Linked DNA regions of Homo sapiens: all the other regions are linked to region 3. A link is a contact called in ENCODE Hi-C or POLR2A ChIA-PET data. All regions are on one chromosome and are shown on one strand. Each heading gives the region's core, a stretch centred on a gene start or an enhancer-like site at or near the end of the contact. The rest is flanking DNA. Distances are from core to core; before and after follow the strand shown. Region 1 has its middle 110 kb from the start of SPATA31D4. Region 2 has its middle 300 kb from the start of TLE1. Region 3 overlaps TLE1 (TLE family member 1, transcriptional corepressor).

Region 1 (3,025 bases), core at 101-2,600, 210 kb after region 3:
CAGTCAGAGAATGAGATAATTACCCTTCTCCATTTTTAGATTCCTGCTCAAACTCAGGCATTTTGGTGCAAAAAGAGACAACGCGTTGGGAGGAGCAGCGTTGTTTTGTGTAGTTCCCATTTGGTTCAGAGGCCTGAGACAGAGGCATCCTGCTCTGGTTTGACTCGTTTCTGATAAGGCTCCTTGAGCAGGTCACTTCTTCTACCACTTGGGCTTCTCTTTTACAAAATGGGGATAATCATGTATAAATGACCAGGATAGTGGTGAGGATTCACCAAGAGCCCTTTGCAGTCATTGAAGCGCTATGCAAATGTTAGTTCTGGGGATTAAAAATAAAAAGGATTCACCTTACTAGAAAGACACAAGGTGTTTGCATTTTGCAATTTTGGTGACTTGCTGCCTTACTAGAAAAAAAAATGAGCATTTTCGATTCTCAGCCCGGCTCTGTTGTTGCATGTGAGCCATTTGCAAACCCTGCTTGTCGGGTACAGCTTTGCAAAGTGGGAAGTGGTCTCTCTCGCCTTCAACTCTTCTTCTCTGAGAAGCTGTAAGGATTAATTGGATGGTGTCCATGCTGTCTGCCAGGAAGATAGAAAGTGTGAAGTATCATCTGGATGGGTTTGGTAAGCACGAGATTCTCTTTCCTCTGCTTATGACAAACAGAGTGACAGCCCAGTGCTGTGTTTAAACAAGTTAATATGTATGTTCCTTGACATAAGGAAGCGCTCTAATCACGAAATACAGCTTGCATGTCATTTGGTTTTGAGATTTTATTGAGTACTACTAATCTTGACATATTTTGGTTGGCACCACATTCTTGGTATAGTGGGTTAGTGGTTGAATAGTTTGCAGACTTTGTGAAACAAAATCCTCATTTAATGGTTTAGTTTGGCTACATTTTGAAAATATACAAAAACATAATGCACTTTTATTTTATAGGGAATTTTTTTTCAACTTGTGGCTTTGTTTTTTTCTTTTTCTTTCTTTCTTTCTTTTCCTCACTGCCCTTTCTTTCCTCTCTGTCCCTGTCTCTTTGTCTCTGTCTCTCTTTTTAATGTTCCAGTTGCAGCAGCCTAGGAGGAAAGCAGCAGAGAAAGACAACCTGTGACCCTACTGAGCTGCAGGCAGAAGAATCTTCTTTGTACTGCTCGAGGTCAAGAATGTGTTTACCCCCTGGCCTAATGCTCTGAACTTTTGCATCTGAGTGCAGGACTTCAGGACCTCTGAAGGCCACCACGCAGTGGAATGAAGCTCCCTAGCAGAAGCAACTGGATTAAACGTGCAACAAGACCAGTCCACACCAGCCCCCCAAGTCACTGAACTCAATGACATCATGCCCAGGCAGAGAAAGTCAACAGGCCTCTGGCCCGGGTCCCCTCCACTCCTCTCATTTCTTCTGCCTCTCGCTGTTCTTAACCCAGGGACAGTATTTAGAAAGCAGAGCGGGTTCAGGCAGCCCTCTCAATTACTTTGGCTGGAACCTTCCTGAGTACATTTTGCTATCTCTTTGTGATGTAAACAGGGGCATTCACAGTTGGCAGGGGATGCTCTTTCTGTTTTAATTACACATGGCATAATTATAGTCCCAGGGTCTGGAAACAGCACAAAGTTCTTTGGAGAACTTCATAGGGATTTTTCTGTTATGACATAGTTTATCAGGAGAAAAAAAAGTAAGGCAAAAGACATTTCCAAAGAGGAACGAACAACACTATTTATACTAGCATTCCATTCCCTAATGAGCAGATCACAAAATTGGAGTAGACATTTTTTCTGGAGGCGGGGGTGGAGTTTCAAAATTTTGGACTCATGGACAGTGGTGGCAAAATCTAGATAAATACTAATGAATGGATGTGGGTGGAGAAGGATATATACGTAAATTTTTTTTACTTAAGAAAGCAATTAGAAGGCATCCAGCTGTATCTGAGGGAATTTGCACGTACCCTGGACCCTGAGGATATGGAAAAAGATTCTACCATAGTCATAGTAATCTGGCCTAAACCTGAGTCGTAAAATTCTCTCTGCCCCCAGATGTGCAGTATGAGGGCACTTCATTACTCTGCTGATGTAGTGAGAAATCGCAGAACTGCCATGGTAATGGAGAGTGCAGTGACAGAGATGGGGAGAGACGGCTGTTTCTCTGTTATGAAACATGTTTTCATAGGTAATTCTGATGTACAGTAGGTATTAAATAGAGCAACGAAAAGATGTTTTATTTTAGATTACTGCTAGAGTGATATTTCCCCCATGGCACTAATAATCTGGCTGCTTTCTAAAGCCTATTTCCTCTCCCAGTTTCTCATAGACTCCCAGCACTGTTTTGGCAGAAGGGTAAGCCATTGCATTGAAATTTCTGCCTTGGAAAAGTAGAAGATCAACTTTATATATTATGCATTTTATATTTAGACTAGAGGGACATGGTGCATTTTTTTCTGGTGGGGAGGAAGATATTAAATAAGTTCTGCTTTTGCAATGTAGAGATAGGAATATATATAGGGGGTAAAAATATTTCAAGAACGGCTTTTTGTAATTGAGTGATTTTTTTTTTTCTAAGACAGAGTCTTGCTCTGTTGCCCTGGCTGGAGTATAGTGGCACAATCTTGGCTCACTGCAACCTCCGCCTCCCAGGTTTGAGCGATCCTCCTGCCTCGGCCCCCCTAGTAGCTGGGATTACAGGCACGCACCACCATGCCCAGCTAATGTTTGTGTTTTTAGTAGAGACAGGGTTTTGCCATGTTGGCCAGGCTGGTCTCAAACTCCTGACCTCAGGTGATCCACCTGACTTACCCTCCCAAAGTGTTGGGATTATAGGCGTGAGCCACTGTGCCCAACCTCGAGTGATCATTTAAGACACCCCTGTATGCATGCATGCTGGTTTGAAATCCAGGGGACACACCACTTCAGCCTAGCCTCTCTGCTGTCTGTATCACGGAGGACTCACAGACCTAGTTTAATTGTATGCTTCTTACATATTTCAAGGCTGACACAGGAACAGCAATAAGAGGCCTGTGGTTGAAACCACATCGTT
Region 2 (2,869 bases), core at 19-2,518, 220 kb before region 3:
GAATAAGGTTGGAAGTTTTGATTATTCCTTAGTTTTGAACATTCAAATGACTAAATCAAGGATCTTTTTGCAAAACAAAGGAATTGTGGAACTGTGTATTAGTGGAGAATGAACGGAAAAGTCTGTGGTTCCTGTAGTTTTCATGGGGTGAAGAGAAGAGATAGAATAGGAGATGATCATCAGTGAATAAGCTTCAACAACAGTGGGAGACACAAAGAACTGAAAACAGAACTATTATTCGACTCAGCAATCCCATTACTGGGTATATACCCAAAGGAAAATAAATCGTTCTACCAAAAAGACACAAGCACTTGTATGTTCACTGAAACACTATTCATAATAGCAAAGACATGGAATCAACACCATGGAATACTACACAGCCATAAAAAAACAAGGAGGGGGCAAGGGCTGAAAAACTACCTGTTGGGTACTATGCTTAGTACCTGGGTGACAGGATCAACAATACCCCAAACCTCAGCATGACTCAATATACCCCTGTAACAAACCTGCACATGTACCCTCTGAATCCAAAATAAAAGTTGAAATTTTAAAAAAAGAAAGGATGTGGAAAGCCAAAATAAAGCTGATATTTTATTTGCATCATGGGCCATGCTTGTAAAACATACAGTTTACCCAAGGAACATAATCCTAGAGAAAGGCATGAATCAAACCAAAATAATGTATGCTAACGATGGTAATAGCAGAGTGGGTTATTAGAAGCAGAAATAAAGTGCTACAAAGACAAGATCCCAATGACTAGGATAAGAATGCCCACGAATCTCCGTGCACTGCAGGGAATCCCATGGTTACACGGAAAACATGAGAAGGGAGCCCAGAAAGCTATGCCACGAGATTAAATCCGGGTCCTAGCTCTGCCCCTAATGTCTAGTGCAAACTTGAGCAAGACCCTAGCCTCCCTAAAGGTCAGTGTCCTACCAGGAAAATATAACAAGAATGCATGGGATAGCGGGGCATACACTCCAAAGCAGTTTACAAACTGGAGGCCCAGATGCTCTATCAGACCCACAGATATGTTGTGTTTGGCCCATGCAGTGCTTTAAACTATATAATATCACTTAATACCAGCATTGAAAAAAGAAGCAGATTTCTCATTTAAAAAGAAAAATCTAGATTCCCAGCTTTTTTTTTTTTTTTTTTTTTTCGAAAAACCAAACATTTGGAAACACCGGGCCCACACTCTGCATGACAACATTCTGTAGCTTGGCATTGGCTGGCCTCCTCCAACATGGGTTTGGGTGCTCCAGTTCTCCACCATCCCCACCAGGCAGGCTGCAGTCACTTGGGAAATCTCATTGAGTCCTGTTGGCACCCTCCTGTTTGACTTTGCTCTAAAGCATTACACAAGTGTTGGCTGTTACTACCTGTAAAATGAGGTCACTGGAATGGATGACTTACTTCTGCTCTGAGAGGCTATAATTCCAGTCCATAAGATGGGTTCTTTGGTCACTTTTCCCAAAAAGGTATAAAATGATCACCCAAAATCCCAGGGTGGTCCATGTCCCTTGAGTGTGGTATAAAGGCCATAAAATGCTCTGAAAATCAGGCATTTGTACTGCGAGTTGCAGAAAGACTTCAATAAACTACAAATGTAGTTTTCCACTGGGCAACATTTAGACACTGACTTTAAAAGCAAATAGAAAGTGGAGATGAGGAAAGAACAAAGTTACCACCGACATTAAGAGACAGAGGCAGGACTCCAAGAAAGGAGGGGATTGGAGGGAAAATAAACATTCGCCATAAGAGCACGAATCCCAAGTGGCTCATCCAGAGAAAGGAGCCAAGAGTTTATAGTACTTTTTGGGTTGTTTTATTTATTTTCCCCCCCACAAGATATAAATCAATCTATTTAGATAGGGATGGTTGAGAGAACACATTTTATTGCTGTGGATAATTTCCCCAGGGAGAGGATCATTTTTGTTTCACTCCTAACTTTATCTTTTGGTTTTGTGAAACCCCAGAAGTTTATGAAAAGTTGTCCAGATGAGGACACAGAAATTAGCAAACTATTCCCATCTTTAATTCACATAAAAGTGGAAACACATACCCCTGCTCACACACACACAGCACTAGAAACCAGGAAAACTAATTGAGTGCCAAGCACTCTTGTACCCTAAGGATATATATATATATTTTGGTAGCCTGAGGCTGCCAGAAACTTTGCCTGCTGAATGAATTATAGAACAGGAAGCAGATGGGCTGTGTATATGAAACAACCACTATCTGGCATGATGTGCTGTGCAATTTGGCTGCAAAGATTAAATTGAGCTATTGAATGTTTAATACACTATGCATAACAAATACAGCCAGAGCCACAAAACAGCATAAATTACAGAATTGGTATTCACACGGCCTTTCCCAGGAATCAATACACTGCCACCGCTCATAAGAGTCTGTTGTTTAATACACATAAAGAAGAGAAGAATTCTTCTATTAAAATGAGTTATCTGGGCTATTTACCAAAGGCAGTGATTTAGCAGTGGTAAAGTCTATGTAGTGCTGTTGAATGCAGATGATAATACTCCTTGTCCTTGTCTGCCTGTTTCATTGCGCCTATCAGTTGCTGGGGCTGTGAGTCCCTTGGGTACATTAGCAGTCAGCCCAGGAAGTGTGTTTAAGTAATGGACATAATGTTCACATTTGCTAGACCAGCCTTCTCCCTAATCATGAATTATTCTTCCCCAAGGCTCAATTGGAACATTACTTTAGAAGCAGAAGATTTAATCCTTTTCAGCTGATTGGAGGGAATGATTACAGTATTATTTTCTTGTACAGGCTGTCTCCAGTGAAGGTGCCTTTTTCTGTCCCCATCTTTAATAGGCAGCAATCTTTATTTCCCTGGAGGGAAATG
Region 3 (2,805 bases), core at 140-2,639:
CCAATTTACAGAGGGCAAACCAAGGCACAGGCACCAAGTGTTTACCTGACTTAATCTCAAAAGAAGATTTTCTCGATAAAATCCAAGATTTCTCTTTCAGTCCGAACTTTCCATTCCCTGGTACCAATTCCAAATGAAAATCCAATCCTGGATTTACGTAAACCAAAGCACGGGTTTAGGAGGAATATTCTGTTGCCTATTTTCCTTTGGGCCCAGGTTGTTGCTTTTTTCCTTTCCCACTGGGGAATATCAGGTTGCAAATTATGAGTTTTTTAAGGGCTGGAGTCGCAGAGAAACCCTCCTAATTTCTACTGCAGGAGAGACCACTGATTCCTGAAGCCTCCCCTAGCAGAAAACCAGCAAACTATAGTCTGCAAGGAGCACGGTTGGGCCAGCCAAACCGCTGTTTCAGCCAGTATTAGCAAAGTCAGACGCACAATGCTAGTTAGGTGGGGAGGCTTGTGTTCAAAATAATTATCAGAAACTTTACTGAAGTCCCTAGGATTTGAATTATTTAAAACTAAAAGAAGGCTGGGCAAGGTAGCTCACGCCTGTAATCCCAGCACTTTGGGAGGCCGAGATGGGCAGATCACCTGAGGTCAGGAGTTTGAGACCAGCCTGGCCAACATGGTGAAACCCCGTCTCTACTAAAAATACAAAAATTAGCCAGGCGTGGTGGCAGGCGCCTGTAATCCCAGCTCTTTAGGAGGCTCAGGCAAGAGAATCGCTTGAACCCAGGAGGCAGAGGTTGCAGTGAGCTGAGATCCCGCCATTGCATTCCAGCCTGGGGGGGACAAGAGCAAGACTTTCGTCTCAAAGCCCAGGAGGCAGAGGTTGCAGTGAGCTGAGATCACGCCATTGCATTCCAGCCTGGGGGGACAAGAGCGAGACTTCGTCTCAAGAAAAAAAGAAAAGCTGAATGTAAACAGTTGGAGACTGAACAGAGTGCAGCTGCTGAAACCCCAGGACAAACATCTGTTTCTTATCATGGCTTTTTCAGAGATAGGAAGGAGGGTGGCCCTACGTACATTTCATATTTGTAGGGCAATTGCGTCACAACATTAACAGACAACAAATCAAGCTGGGAATGGGAGAAACCAAACAAAGCACAACAAGAGGCGATGCTGTACCCGCTTGGTTAACGAGGGGGTCTATGGCTGGAGGCTTGCCGAGACCTGGACGGAGGCCTGGAGTGGCGCTGGTGCCCGGCGTTGGCATGTCGCTCCGAGGCGTTGGTGTGCTGGATTTCAGAACAGGCGTGCTGGCTTTTTCATGCTGGTGTCATTAAACAAATTAAATGAGTATTATTTTTAATCCAAGCCATATTACACAATTTATCACAACAGCAGCTGGGACACTGGGCACCTTCTAGCTACTCCCTCAGCCAATTTTCATAAATCCACACAATGTTGACAGCATTAACTTGTGAGCGAGAAATGTTGACCTTTCCTCTTCCTGCCAGAATTAAAACTCGAGCTAGAGACACAGAACATGATCACACTTCTTCCTCCGCAGATTTTATTTTAAAAGTATTTTCCATCAGCCTTGTGGACTTTGGGTCTACGCCAAGTTAGAAAGATGACCACCCAGAGAATATTTCCCAGGCACTCAGAAACACATGTCCTGGCCGCCAAGTCCAAGGAAGACCCCTTTTCTTTTCTTTTTTTTTTTTTTTTTTTGAGATGGAGTCTCACTCTGTCACCCAAGCTGGAGTGCAGTGGCGCAATCTCGGCCTACTACAAGCTCCGCCTCCCGGGTTCACGCCATTCTCCTGCCTCTGCCTCCTGAGTAGCTGGGACTACAGGTGCCCGCCACCATGCCCAGCTAATTTTTTTGTATTTTTAGTGGAGACGGGGTTTCACCATGTTAGCCAGGATGGTCTCGATCTCCTGACCTCGTGATCCACCCGCCTTGGCCTCCCAAAGTGCTGGGATTACAGGCCTGAGCCACCGCGCCAGGCCAGAAGACCCCTTTTCAAGTCTCCTTTTTAGGTAGCCCTGGGATTGAGACAAATGGTGAGAGAGAGTGGGGCCAGTATCTCAGAGACAAAAGCCCCAGGGCTAACCTTACCAATATGCCTAAAAAGAACAACACTTTGGAGTTAAGAGTCACTGCCCACTTGCCTACATAACCAAAGTGGACCCACCAGTGCAGATCAGAGACTGAACACCAGCAAGGGGCCTTTCGGAGACCAGACAGTAACAGGGTTACAGGGCACCTTCTCTGGCCTTTCAACCTTTCATGTGCTTTACAACACAGTCCAAGAACCACTACAGCGTGGCAAAGAGCACGGGCTAAAGAGAGCTCTTTCTGACCTTGGATCATGAGCCACGGCTGTGTAGCCTTGTTAAGTTATTCATCCCTCCCAACCGGTAAAATGGGATAATGCCTACCGGGACCAGGTAAGGATTAACTGAAGGGTTGTTATGAAATGTTATTGTTAAAAGATGATGCAGTCTACAAAGTTTGATTGAATGAGTGACCACATGAGTGGGTTCTGATGCACCAGTTCCTGGCTTCCCCTGGGGCCTCCTTTGTGCATCACTGATCTGACGAGCTCCATAATATCGGGGCATGCTCTATGACATGCCCCGATATTAAGGATCAGTCTACCAGGTAAATGACCAGCCTAAGAAAATGAAGACTTAAGAATCTCGGAAGTTTGAGGCCAGGTGCGGTGGCTCACACCTGTAATCCCAGCACTTTGGGAGGCCAAGGCAGGCAGATTGCCTGAGGTCAGGAGTTCAAGACCAGCATGGCCAACATGAAACCCTGTAATAAGCCAAGATTGCACCACTGCACTCC

The links. A loop is a pair of places that touch in the nucleus more often than their neighbours do. ChIA-PET counts read pairs that join two places held with the same protein, here RNA polymerase II (POLR2A). Pooled maps may share reads with other maps.
Region 1: a loop to region 3 is called in a map of left colon, with 4 times the contacts of the local background. The contact joins two enhancer-like sites. A Hi-C loop is called at or near these places in 2 of 168 maps with a recorded cell type or tissue (left colon and sigmoid colon) and 2 of 50 pooled maps.
Region 2: a loop to region 3 is called in a map of sigmoid colon, with 4 times the contacts of the local background. The contact joins two enhancer-like sites. A Hi-C loop is called at or near these places in 2 of 168 maps with a recorded cell type or tissue (gastrocnemius medialis and sigmoid colon) and 3 of 50 pooled maps. POLR2A ChIA-PET finds 5 or more read pairs at or near these places in 1 of 52 experiments (activated T-cell).

What each region holds. Positions count from the first base shown.
Region 1 is chr9:81,818,757-81,821,781 of GRCh38, forward strand. No RefSeq gene overlaps it. Among named protein-coding and RNA genes, the nearest start is that of SPATA31D4, 110 kb to the right of the region's middle. RefSeq lists an enhancer at 1,243-1,832. Within about 2 kb of position 1,351, at least 3 of the 41 ENCODE cell types and tissues checked have a DNase peak (open chromatin) inside an H3K27ac peak, as active enhancers do.
Region 2 is chr9:81,392,828-81,395,696 of GRCh38, forward strand. No RefSeq gene overlaps it. Among named protein-coding and RNA genes, the nearest start is that of TLE1, 300 kb to the right of the region's middle. RefSeq lists an enhancer at 1,774-2,869. Within about 2 kb of position 1,269, at least 6 of the 41 ENCODE cell types and tissues checked have a DNase peak (open chromatin) inside an H3K27ac peak, as active enhancers do; they include sigmoid colon, where a contact is called at or near this core.
Region 3 is chr9:81,612,247-81,615,051 of GRCh38, forward strand. It overlaps TLE1 (TLE family member 1, transcriptional corepressor), which reads right to left. Exons shown (of 20, transcript NM_005077.5): 12 at 1,131-1,275. Among named protein-coding and RNA genes, the nearest start is that of TLE1, 76 kb to the right of the region's middle. Within about 2 kb of position 1,390, at least 17 of the 41 ENCODE cell types and tissues checked have a DNase peak (open chromatin) inside an H3K27ac peak, as active enhancers do; they include sigmoid colon, where a contact is called at or near this core.